Regions from separate parts of the Mus musculus genome. Here region 2 is linked to region 1. The links are chromatin loops, found by intact Hi-C in ENCODE. Cell type or tissue: heart. All regions are shown on one strand.

Evidence for each region. Peaks named below come from ENCODE experiments on the same cell type or tissue, not always from the same donor. Only the 100,000 strongest peaks of a DNase experiment are listed, where the experiment ranks them.
Region 2: it touches region 1 in a loop (2.8-fold over the local background); 2 of 42 quality-filtered maps call a loop at or near these places.

Annotation. Positions count from the first base shown.
Region 1 is chr12:15,719,458-15,724,457 of GRCm38, forward strand. It overlaps Gm40287 (a long non-coding RNA gene), which reads left to right. Exons shown (of 6, transcript XR_872503.1): 4 at 1,403-1,494. Among named protein-coding and RNA genes, the nearest start is that of Mir6387, 79 kb to the right of the region's middle. In heart, no CTCF peak of the experiment used is centred here; a DNase peak (open chromatin) is centred at 2,894.
Region 2 is chr12:15,539,632-15,544,631 of GRCm38, forward strand. No RefSeq gene overlaps it. Among named protein-coding and RNA genes, the nearest start is that of Gm40287, 64 kb to the right of the region's middle. In heart, no CTCF peak of the experiment used is centred here; no DNase peak of the experiment used is centred here.

The DNA of each region.
Region 1 (5,000 bases):
TTCCCTATGTTCCAGTGTCCCCTGCACGTGAAATAAAGAAAATGTCCCTTCAGGCAGGTGAATAGAAATACTGCATGTGACCTAGTTTAATAATACTTCATCTTTATGTCTTTCTTTCCACTGATGAGACTCTTTCACCATTAAGGTAATGAAACCCTTCCATCTTTCAGGACCTCCATCCCACCCAGGAGGAGTGGCAGAGGACAGGATAACAGAAACAGGTAGAAGGACAGAGAAGCCAGGCCTTAGTGGTCCATTGCCATTTTTGTCTTTTGATTTTAGTAGATGAGGAAGATAGTTCTAAAGAATGAAGCCTCTTTCCTGAGCATGCACAACACAGAGATGACAGTCCCACTCCCTTCCTTGCTGGTATTTGATGTAGAGATTTTCAGGGAGATCTAGATGTCCAGTTTTTTAAAAATAGAACTCACTTGCTTCTATTTTACACTTCTGATGTAGGTTTTTTTTCCTTTCTTGAAGTAAAAAAAAAAAAAAGAATGTTAATATATGAAACTTCTCCTGTATCTTCAGGGAATCTTAGATGCATAAGACTTAGTCCCTAGATGGGAAAAAGGAACTTAAGGTGATAGCAGCTGCCTTGAGAGGGCTAGGGTTCTGGTTCTACTCTTGCTCACTGGTTCCTTGTGTAACACAGAAGGTCTCTCTCTCTCTCTCTCTCTCTCTCTCTCTCTCTCTCTCTCTCTCTCTCTCTCTCTCTCCCCGTAGGGTGGAGGGGTATGTATCTTGATTTCTACTCCTGTTGTAGGCGTAGCTCCTTAATAGCCAGTCATTGACCATGGCAAAAGAAACGTTGGTTTATTCAAGGATCTGGCACACCATACAGTAAGTTACTCTAAGCCACCCTAGTACACACAGACCAGAGTGAGAAACAGCCCTAGCGGCCTCCAGTTCAACTCTCTTTCTGTGTAAGCACAAGAGGAAGTTGAACTCCATGAAATTAATGACTCATTGGGCCCAGTGCAACCTGAACTTGAAAACATGCTTTGACACAATCTATCGTGAGCATGGTAACAAGTCCTCTAAGGGACAGGGTTGTTGTAGCTCCACAACGCTCATGATTTCTCACTCATCTGAATTACAAGATATATCAACTTTACAGGCAGAATACTTGCAGTTACTGATTCAGTTGCATTAAAATATGATCTCTTCAGCCACTGTGCCCTAACCCTGGGTGTCATGACCCTCAGAACAAAACTTTGCACTCCCTTTGTACAACCAAAGAAGTCACTTTCCCAAGGTGGAATAATGAAGCACGGGCAGAGCTGGGATTGCAAAATAAACTCTGCCTTTACTTTTATTTTTTAATACTTCCAGATATTATTTCATATAGGGGCATAGTTATCCCCTTCCCTCTAAACCAGCTTCATTTCTGTTGCTACAGAGCAGTGGGAGCTGAGCTAACATATTGGAAACAACCTCCAGGAATCATGGACATGGCACAGTTGTGCTTTTCCTCTGAAACAGAGATGGAAGGTAAACAGTCGGGGTAGATGTGGGAACTGGTCAAAAGAAAGCATTTTCTGGCTCCACTGTAAAATGAAATAAAATGAAGCTGTCAAATGCACGAGGTCAAGGTTGACTGCTGTTCGTGGAACATGCTTTTGTTCACTGGGTCTGCCCTATCACGATACAGTGGTACGTGTTGTTATGTTGTAGTCACGAAGCAACTAAAAGGCTCATAAACCAGCAGAGGAACCAAGAAGAATCTACAAATACTAACTATGCCATATAAATGACTAGAGGAACAGAACGGAAGCCCTGAAAATACTGAAGATGTCAATCAGTTTTTAGAGGGCCCTGTTGACCAGCCAGCCATCACAGTTTCCTTGTCCCATATGAGAAGATACTACCAGAAGTAAATGATTGTGCTCTTGGGCAAGGGGGGTGACTTTTCTGTACCTCTGCCATCCAGTTTGAGTATTGGGAGCCACAGTGCACTTTAGGAGCCATCTGAAATCTCATGTTTTGGAGATGTTCAGCTGAGTTATGGCAACTTTCACCTCTGGCTAGCCAGTGGGACAACTGGAGCACAGGCCCACCTGCTGCTCCCATCCAGGCCCTCATCCCTAGCTGTGCTCTGCACATGGCTGGGATAATGTCCCACTTGTTCTTCTGAATAAACAGGATGCAGTTTACCCAGTTTTTCCAAATGGCAACCCAAGAGATGACAACCTAAAATTTGTTTTCCTGCTTTCTTGAAGTTAAAGGAAGTTGCACCAGAGGAGATTCTTCTATGTGTGGGAGCCTACCTGGAGGAATATGAGCCTAGTGAACAGATGTCAGATGAAAGGAGAGGGAGAGGGGGAGGGAGGAGAGGAAGGAGAGGGAGGAGAGAGAGGGCAGGCAGGACAGGGAGGACAGGGAGGACAGGGAGGAGAGGGAAACAGGGAGGACAGGGAGGACAGGGAGGAGAGGGAGGACAGGGAGGACAGGGAGGACAGGGAGGACAGGGGGGACAGGGAGGACAGGGAGGACAGGGAGGACAGGGAGGAGAGGGAGGACAGGGAGGACAGGGAGGACAGGGGGGACAGGGAGGACAGGGAGGAGAGGGAGGACAGGGAGGACAGGGGGGACAGGGAGGACAGGGAGGACAGGGAGGACAGGGAGGACAGGGAGGACAGGGAGGACAGGGAGGACAGGGGGGACAGGGAGGACAGGGAGGAGAGGGAAACAGGGAGGACAGGGAGGACAGGGACAGGGACAGGGAGAGGGAGACATAGGCCACACATGGTAAGCCTCCTGTTTCCGTTCTTATTCTAGGGCAGAAAACTGTGAAATACAAACTAAAGTCAGGACAGACCTTGGTCAACCCAACACAGCCAGAGAACAGGCTGTAGGTCACATGGAATTCCTGAAGGTTTTGAGGAGACCTACAGAGCACTGATCTGTCACTAGCTAATCATGTCTATGTGCCCAGAATTGGGGATATCCTTAAGGGTTCACAGCACTAACAAGTCCTGAGACTCTGAGAGTCTCGGGAAACTGCACAGTGTGTAATTTCCTCCTGTGTAAATCCCAAAGTACTTCTCCAGGAAGGATCCAGGAAGCCCCTGAACTCTCTGTTTGGGAAATAGAAGATAGATGCCAAATCAATGCTTCAGGAAGATCCAGAAGGAATCAGAAAGGCCATCTAATATGATGACCCATTTGACCTTCTATTTTCTACACAAATAGCCTCATGAAACCTGCCTAGGCTTCCTCTGCATAACTCCAGTAATCATAAGGTTGTTCACTGCCTTCAAATCACTCCATGATTTTATGACTCAGAATTCGCAAAGTCTCTCTTTTTAAAGTAGACTCTAAGCCTGACTTTCTCTGAACATCATTCATTGACCTCAAAGCTCTCTAGGGCATACAAGATACTCTCTGTCTTTTCCAGTAGCTCTTTCTGTGCTTCTGCTTAGAAAAGTCAGGACCACTGAGGGTGGCTTCGGCTCAGTGAAGTTGGATAAGTGTCCTTTGTCTCATCTTGTTATCACCCCCAAAAGATTAAAATTCTCAGGTAAAATAATTCCTGCCATTCAAATATAACTGTTCATTTCATTGGTCTTTCTTTTGGGGGAGGGGGGTTGAGACAGGGTTTCTCTGTATAGCCCTGGCTGTTCCGGAACTCACTCTGTAGACCAGGCTGGCCTCGAACTCAGAAATCCGCCTGCCTCTGCCTCCCAAGTGCTGGGATTAAAGGTGTGCGCCACCACCGTCTGGCGCTATACATTGTTTTAAAACATAGCTCTGACCCCTCATCTTATTACATTCTGTTAAGGTGAAGCTCGACCCACGAGAGTGAATGCATACTTGGTGCTATAAACTAGATCAAACATCCAAGCTGGGGAAGTTGTTGGTCCTAAGGCTGACCTCCCTATTATTGATAAGCTAAAATGACAGGGCATCATATTGCAGGTTAATTGTTTGTATCCATAGACAGATGCTGTTTTTATTCTTAATCCAACAACGTCTCTTTGAAGTGAACAACAGTGAGAGAAGAGACTGGGGTGCTGAAGGTATTTTGAATAAATAATGGATGAGTACTTATCCTGAAACAGGACATTTATGTCATGCCCTCTGAGGCTCAGAAATATTGCAGAAGAAGGAATGGAAAGAATGTGGGGGCCAGAAACTGAGGAGAAGAGACACAGAGCGTTCTCCTCAGGACACGACCCAGCCACTGCAGACATGATCTCATAGCACTAGACCTGCAAAACCTGTCAAAACCCACATGGGCAGAGGGGCTCCTGAGGCCCTAAAGCTTCCTCTTCAACTGCTGTCAACCGATTGGTTCCTGGGAAGAGACAGTTAGGAAGCAAGTCTGAGCCCATCAGGATTTAACAGCTAGCTCCAGACTCATTGCCGCACAGATGGTCCTAGTTAAAATCAGCGGGTACCAAAAAAATATTAAAAAAAGCATGAACTGTGGGAGGGGGATCATAGTGAAAGGGGGAGAATAATCGGGATGTGAAGGAACTAATAGAGAACAGAAAGAGAAGGAAGCTATCAAAAAAAATCATAACTAAAGATATAAATATAAACAATTATAAAAATACATATAAATAAACAGATTTAAAAAAATAAATTCTAGTGACATGGAATTAAAGTGAATTGAACCCTAACTAGCAACCACAAAGCCTTTACAGCTCCCCACCCCAACCCCACCCCCATCTTAGAGGCCATTGTGAGAATCATTAGTCTATGATAGATGACTTGTGATTGGTCTATACCCATTCTCTTAGCCTTTCAAGTTCATTAGCAGGATCAGCAATGACCCGATCCCTCCTTTTAGACACAATATAATGAAGATTCAAAAGCAGATTTCTCTCTGAATCTAATCATACATAATTCTATTTTTTCCTTTCAAAAGTATGTTTTTACAAATATTAGATAAACATTTAATAGGTCACAGGGCATCTATGAGTTTCTTATGTAAGAAAGGTAAGAAGGTTTTTAAGTGTAAAAAATAGTAAATACTAAATACTAAGGAATTG
Region 2 (5,000 bases), 180 kb before region 1:
TTTAAAGTTACTCTTCATATACACAAAAGTTGACACAAAATTTATAAAGACAAAAGCATTTTTTTCACACTAATGAAACGTCTGTGATTGTTTATTTCCACATAAGAAATAAATCTTGGCTGAATAGTTGATATTGTAGGACTCAGAGTATCTTCATTAATTTTCTTTTTTATTAGATATTTTCTTTATTTACATTTCAAATGTTATTCCCTTTCCTAGTTTCCCCTCTGAAAAGCCCCTATCCCTTCTCCCCTCCCCCTGTTCACAAACCTACCCACTCCCTCTTCCTGGACCTGGCATTCCTCTATATTGGGTTATAGAGCCTTCATAAGAGTAAGGGATTCTCCTCCCATTGATGACCGACAAAGCCATCCTCTGCTACATACACAGCTGGAGCCATGAGTTCCACCATGTGTACTCTTTGGTTGGTACTTTAGTCCCTGGGAGCTCTGGGGGTACTGGTTGGTTCATATTGATGTTCCTCCTATGGGGCTGCAAACCCCTCAGCTCCTTGTGTCCTTTCTCTAGCTCTTACATTGGGGACCCTGTGCTCAGCCTAATGGATGGCTGTGAGTATCCACTTCTGTATTGGTCAGGCACTGGCAGAGCCTCTCAGGAGACAGCTATAGCAGGCTCCTATCAGCAAGCTCTTCTTGGCATCCACAATAGTGTCTGGGTTTGGTGGATGTTTATGGCATGGACTCCCAGGTGGGGCAGTCTCTGGATTGTCATTCTTTCAGTCTCTGCTCTGAACTTTGTCTCTGTAACTCCTTCCATGGGTATTTTGTTCCCCATTCTAAGAAGGATTGAAGTATCCACACTTTGGTCTTTCTTCTTCTTGAGTTTCACGTGTTTTGTGAATTGTATCTTGGATATTCCTAGCTTCTGGGCTAATATCCACTTATCAATATGACAACATGTGTCATGCAAAGTGCATGTGCTGTGTGGAGTGATTTCACACAATTAAGCATGGAGGATTACTGCCACAACCTTGTCAAATTATGCATTTCATTTGGAATTGATTTTGTTTATGACATATACAGAAATATTTTGCTGATGTCCAACTTTTGTGACACCCACCCATTCCCACACACAAACATTCAATTACATGACCTTATATGAGGTTATGACCCAGTTTAAGAAACAATGGCTTAGAAGACAAGAATGGACTGAGATTAAACAGTAAGGTGGAGAAGATGTCACAAAAGTCAAAGAGATAAATGTCTCTTGCAACATTATGTGGCATTAGTCCTCCTTGATAAACCTGTTTGGATTTTTTTCTTTGTTTGGGATTGTTTTTTGTTTTGATTTGTTATTTCCCCATCTGTTTTAACACTTTTGGCAAATATGATACCTAGGATCATCAATGGGTATCCTTGGATGATCAACTCAAAATCCAACAGGAGTCAACAGAGCAGGAGGGAGGAGGGGTTGTTCTGGAGAGATCCACACGACTGACCATTATATTAAAAAGCTATTTCTCCAAGTTGTTCTCCAAATTTGCATGATGGAAAAGTTTACCTTTGTACTTGACAACCAATTGTCTTAATCTCCAGTCATCTTAACTCAACAGAGAAAAATTGATTTCTGACCTTTTTATAGATAAGAGGTTTTTCTGAGTCCACATTGAATATTCTACAACTGAAAGAACCTAACACATCCCTGCATTTCTTCACAGTAATGGAATCAAAATGAAATTACTCGTGTTCTTAAAGAAAAGAACTGCAGCTTGAAGAGTCAACATAGACTTCTGTCTCCCTAAGAAGCAGTAAATGTGAGGACATTTTTTATTCAACTACATAACTGGATCACATAGAAAACACCAAATTGTTGATTGGCAAAACTGTCCATATTAGTACAGTCCCCTGGTAGGGAAAATGCTGGCAGGAAGGAAAGTTGATTGGATGGCACATTTAGTTGGACAGATTTTTAAAATTGTTGTCCCTTTTATATTTCATGTTTTTGTCAGAAATCAAGAGAATGGAGTTTTTAAATCAAAATCAAACAGATAAGTATGGCAGTTTTATGTGTGAAAACAAACATAAGCAGTTCTATGCAGACTCAAGCATAAAATAATTCAGGCATGATGCTGGACTTACTAAGGTCAGCTGGTTTCTCCCACCAGAAACAATGGCTCTCAAACCTTATACATGCCACAGCCTCCTACCATGGGACATAACCTTTAATCCTATGAAATGTTTTGCTAAGTCACCATGTTGAAGTCTTGGAAGTTCACTAGGCCACCTAACATCCAACCCCATCACCTGAAGGTAAAATCAATCAATCAATCAATCAATCAATCAATCATATACCAGCGCTACAGCTTCAATGCACTCACTGTCTACATCTCTCCTGCTCAAAGATCAGGTTTTTGTTATCATCTGTCCCAAATTCACATTAGTATCTCTGAGGACAATGGTGCCCCTCTCATAACTTTCTAGTAGAGTGAAATAAAAATCCTTGTGATCAGTGCAAGAAAATAAAAGCAAGATTAACTAGTGTCTACCACTAACCAATATACAACACATGTGGTCGAAACCTCTCTGCCAACATGAGGCAGAAAACAAAAACAAACAAACAAACAAACAAAAACCAAAAAAAAAAACCAAAAACAACAACAACAAAAAAACCTTCTATTTCACAGTTCAGATATAATTATTGGCCACATTTTCCCAAGCAAAGATGGTGACTTTGGCTCATTCCCTGGGAGACTTTTCTTCCGGTCTTGGCACAGGGGTTGGCTTTTCTTTAACAGATTGTAGTAATGTACCTTTCACTTGATCCAGTTCACTCATTTATTCATTCAAAAGATATCAGAACCCAAAATGATACTTGAGAAGTAGCAAGATAGCAAACCCACATATTCACAGAAACCAGGCACCACTGGCTGCATCTGCCTGTCAACAGCATACCAGATTGGTCCAGCAAATGATCAGTTAACTCTAGTGATTCATTCTCGACTTATAACATTTCCAAGATGCTGAAATTCACCCATTAGGACAAATTTGTGGATGGCAGCCATTCTTCCAACTATTGCACCCTTTGAACTCCTAAACAAATTATGTATAAATGTTCCTAAACATCACTGTGGAAAGTCCTTCCAGTAATGAATGTGACTCATGCTCTGAATTTCCAAGCAGCTATTGAATAACATGAGCCGAGTGTTTTGTCCATGGCCTTGACCTGACCATTTCCACTTTAAAGATGTTTTGGCTTGGGCATGATTTCCAGAGCTGAGGTGGGTAAGAAGTCACGATTGTACTTGCTTCCTCTTTCTACACATTCCCCATGTACTGATTTTCCTAGTAATATTACTAAAATACAATTTATAAGACACTAATCCAATCACTTGATTCCTTTGCTTATAAGCCATCAATCACCAAATCATAGCCACCACCAAGGTGCCATTTCCCTTCCAACTCACAAACTCTGAGCATTGAAGTACCCCCAGTGACACAGCATATTCACAGGCCATATTCGTGGACTTTCATCTGACCTAGCTCTCCATAGAATGGTCCTGAAGTGTCATTCTTCTCTCATAACAAGCAGTCCTCAAGACCCAAGTTGTCAAAAGTGACTATCTAAAAGAGCATTCACTGACAACGCTAAACACAGGTTCACATAGCCTTCCTAAGTCAGTTTGCCATCTCCCTCTTACTGGAATTTCTTGCTAGTAAGTATGCAGTTTTGTTAAATGGACTATATTTTTCTCACTAGTTATTGAAAATCTCCCAATGCCTTACTATAATTCCATAGATCACTGTGTTGGTTGCAAAGAGTGACTCTTAGGATTCTTCTCCAATGTTGTATTGTCATCTCAGAACTGTGTAGCCTAATGGACCCCCTTGGTAAACCTCTACTCCCAAAAACATTTACAAGTCATAGTACCAGCAAGATTATGAAGTATCAGTGAAAATGGTTGTGGGGCACTACAACATGAGGAACTCTATTACAGGTTCACAGCATTAGGAAGGTTAAGAACCCCTGGTATAGAGAGAATAGAGAAACTTGCCATATGGGCAAGAACTATTCATCAGACCATAGCCAATGTACAGCTTCATTCTTCACTAGCATGTGCAAGTCCTGGTGAAATGATTCTTCTGAGAGTGTCATGTCATATCACATATTTCATAGCAAGAGTCACTGGTTTACTTTCAGTCAGTCTAAGAGAGGATGAGGCATAGAGGGAAACAAGTCATTGACTATATAGAACACATAGATTTTCCCTTATGGAGTCTCACTTTGTACAGAACCTGTTCAATATGGAATGAATTCAGAGTGTGTATATGATGATTATATCCAAAATATGTTCATAAATAGTTTGCACTTGAATATCAATTGATATGTGATGAGAAAAGTTTTTGTTTGTTAATATGAATACTCACTGAGCACTTGCACAATATTTAAAGACTCACAAAGATGGTAGTCATCTTGCTGATATTACCAAAAGCCAGAATCATGTAGAGACAAGGCAGCTGATGTTCATCAAGGTCAGATAACTGGCCACTTATCAAAACCTTGTTGGCTACACTCTACTGAAGGCCCTTGGACCATTGCCACCCACATTGTGCATATCTTTGTGCTGCTTCTTGGCACATTTAAGGAGACTGTCCTGAGTTTCTAAAAATTGTCCCCAAGGATGGCAATGTGAAAGCACACCATGAGGGAGTAAGCACCATGGGCTTCTACCATGTAACGTGAAAGAGACCAGGAACTAAGCTTCCCTGAGTAGAAGGGATCACTGACCAAGGAAGTTTCTCAGGAAAACCAATTAAGCTTCTGTTTCCATGGAATATCTGGATTCCCCAACACAACACACAAACACACACACACACACACACACACACACACACACACACACACAAGTGTGGATATAAAACTGCTCCTTTCTGCCAACTCATATTGTTCAGTAAATAGACCTCACCATTTCCTGGGATATGAGCCAATTTGATTACCTCCTTTTTCCATGCTTGGAAGCTGCTTGGCCGTGATCTCTTTAA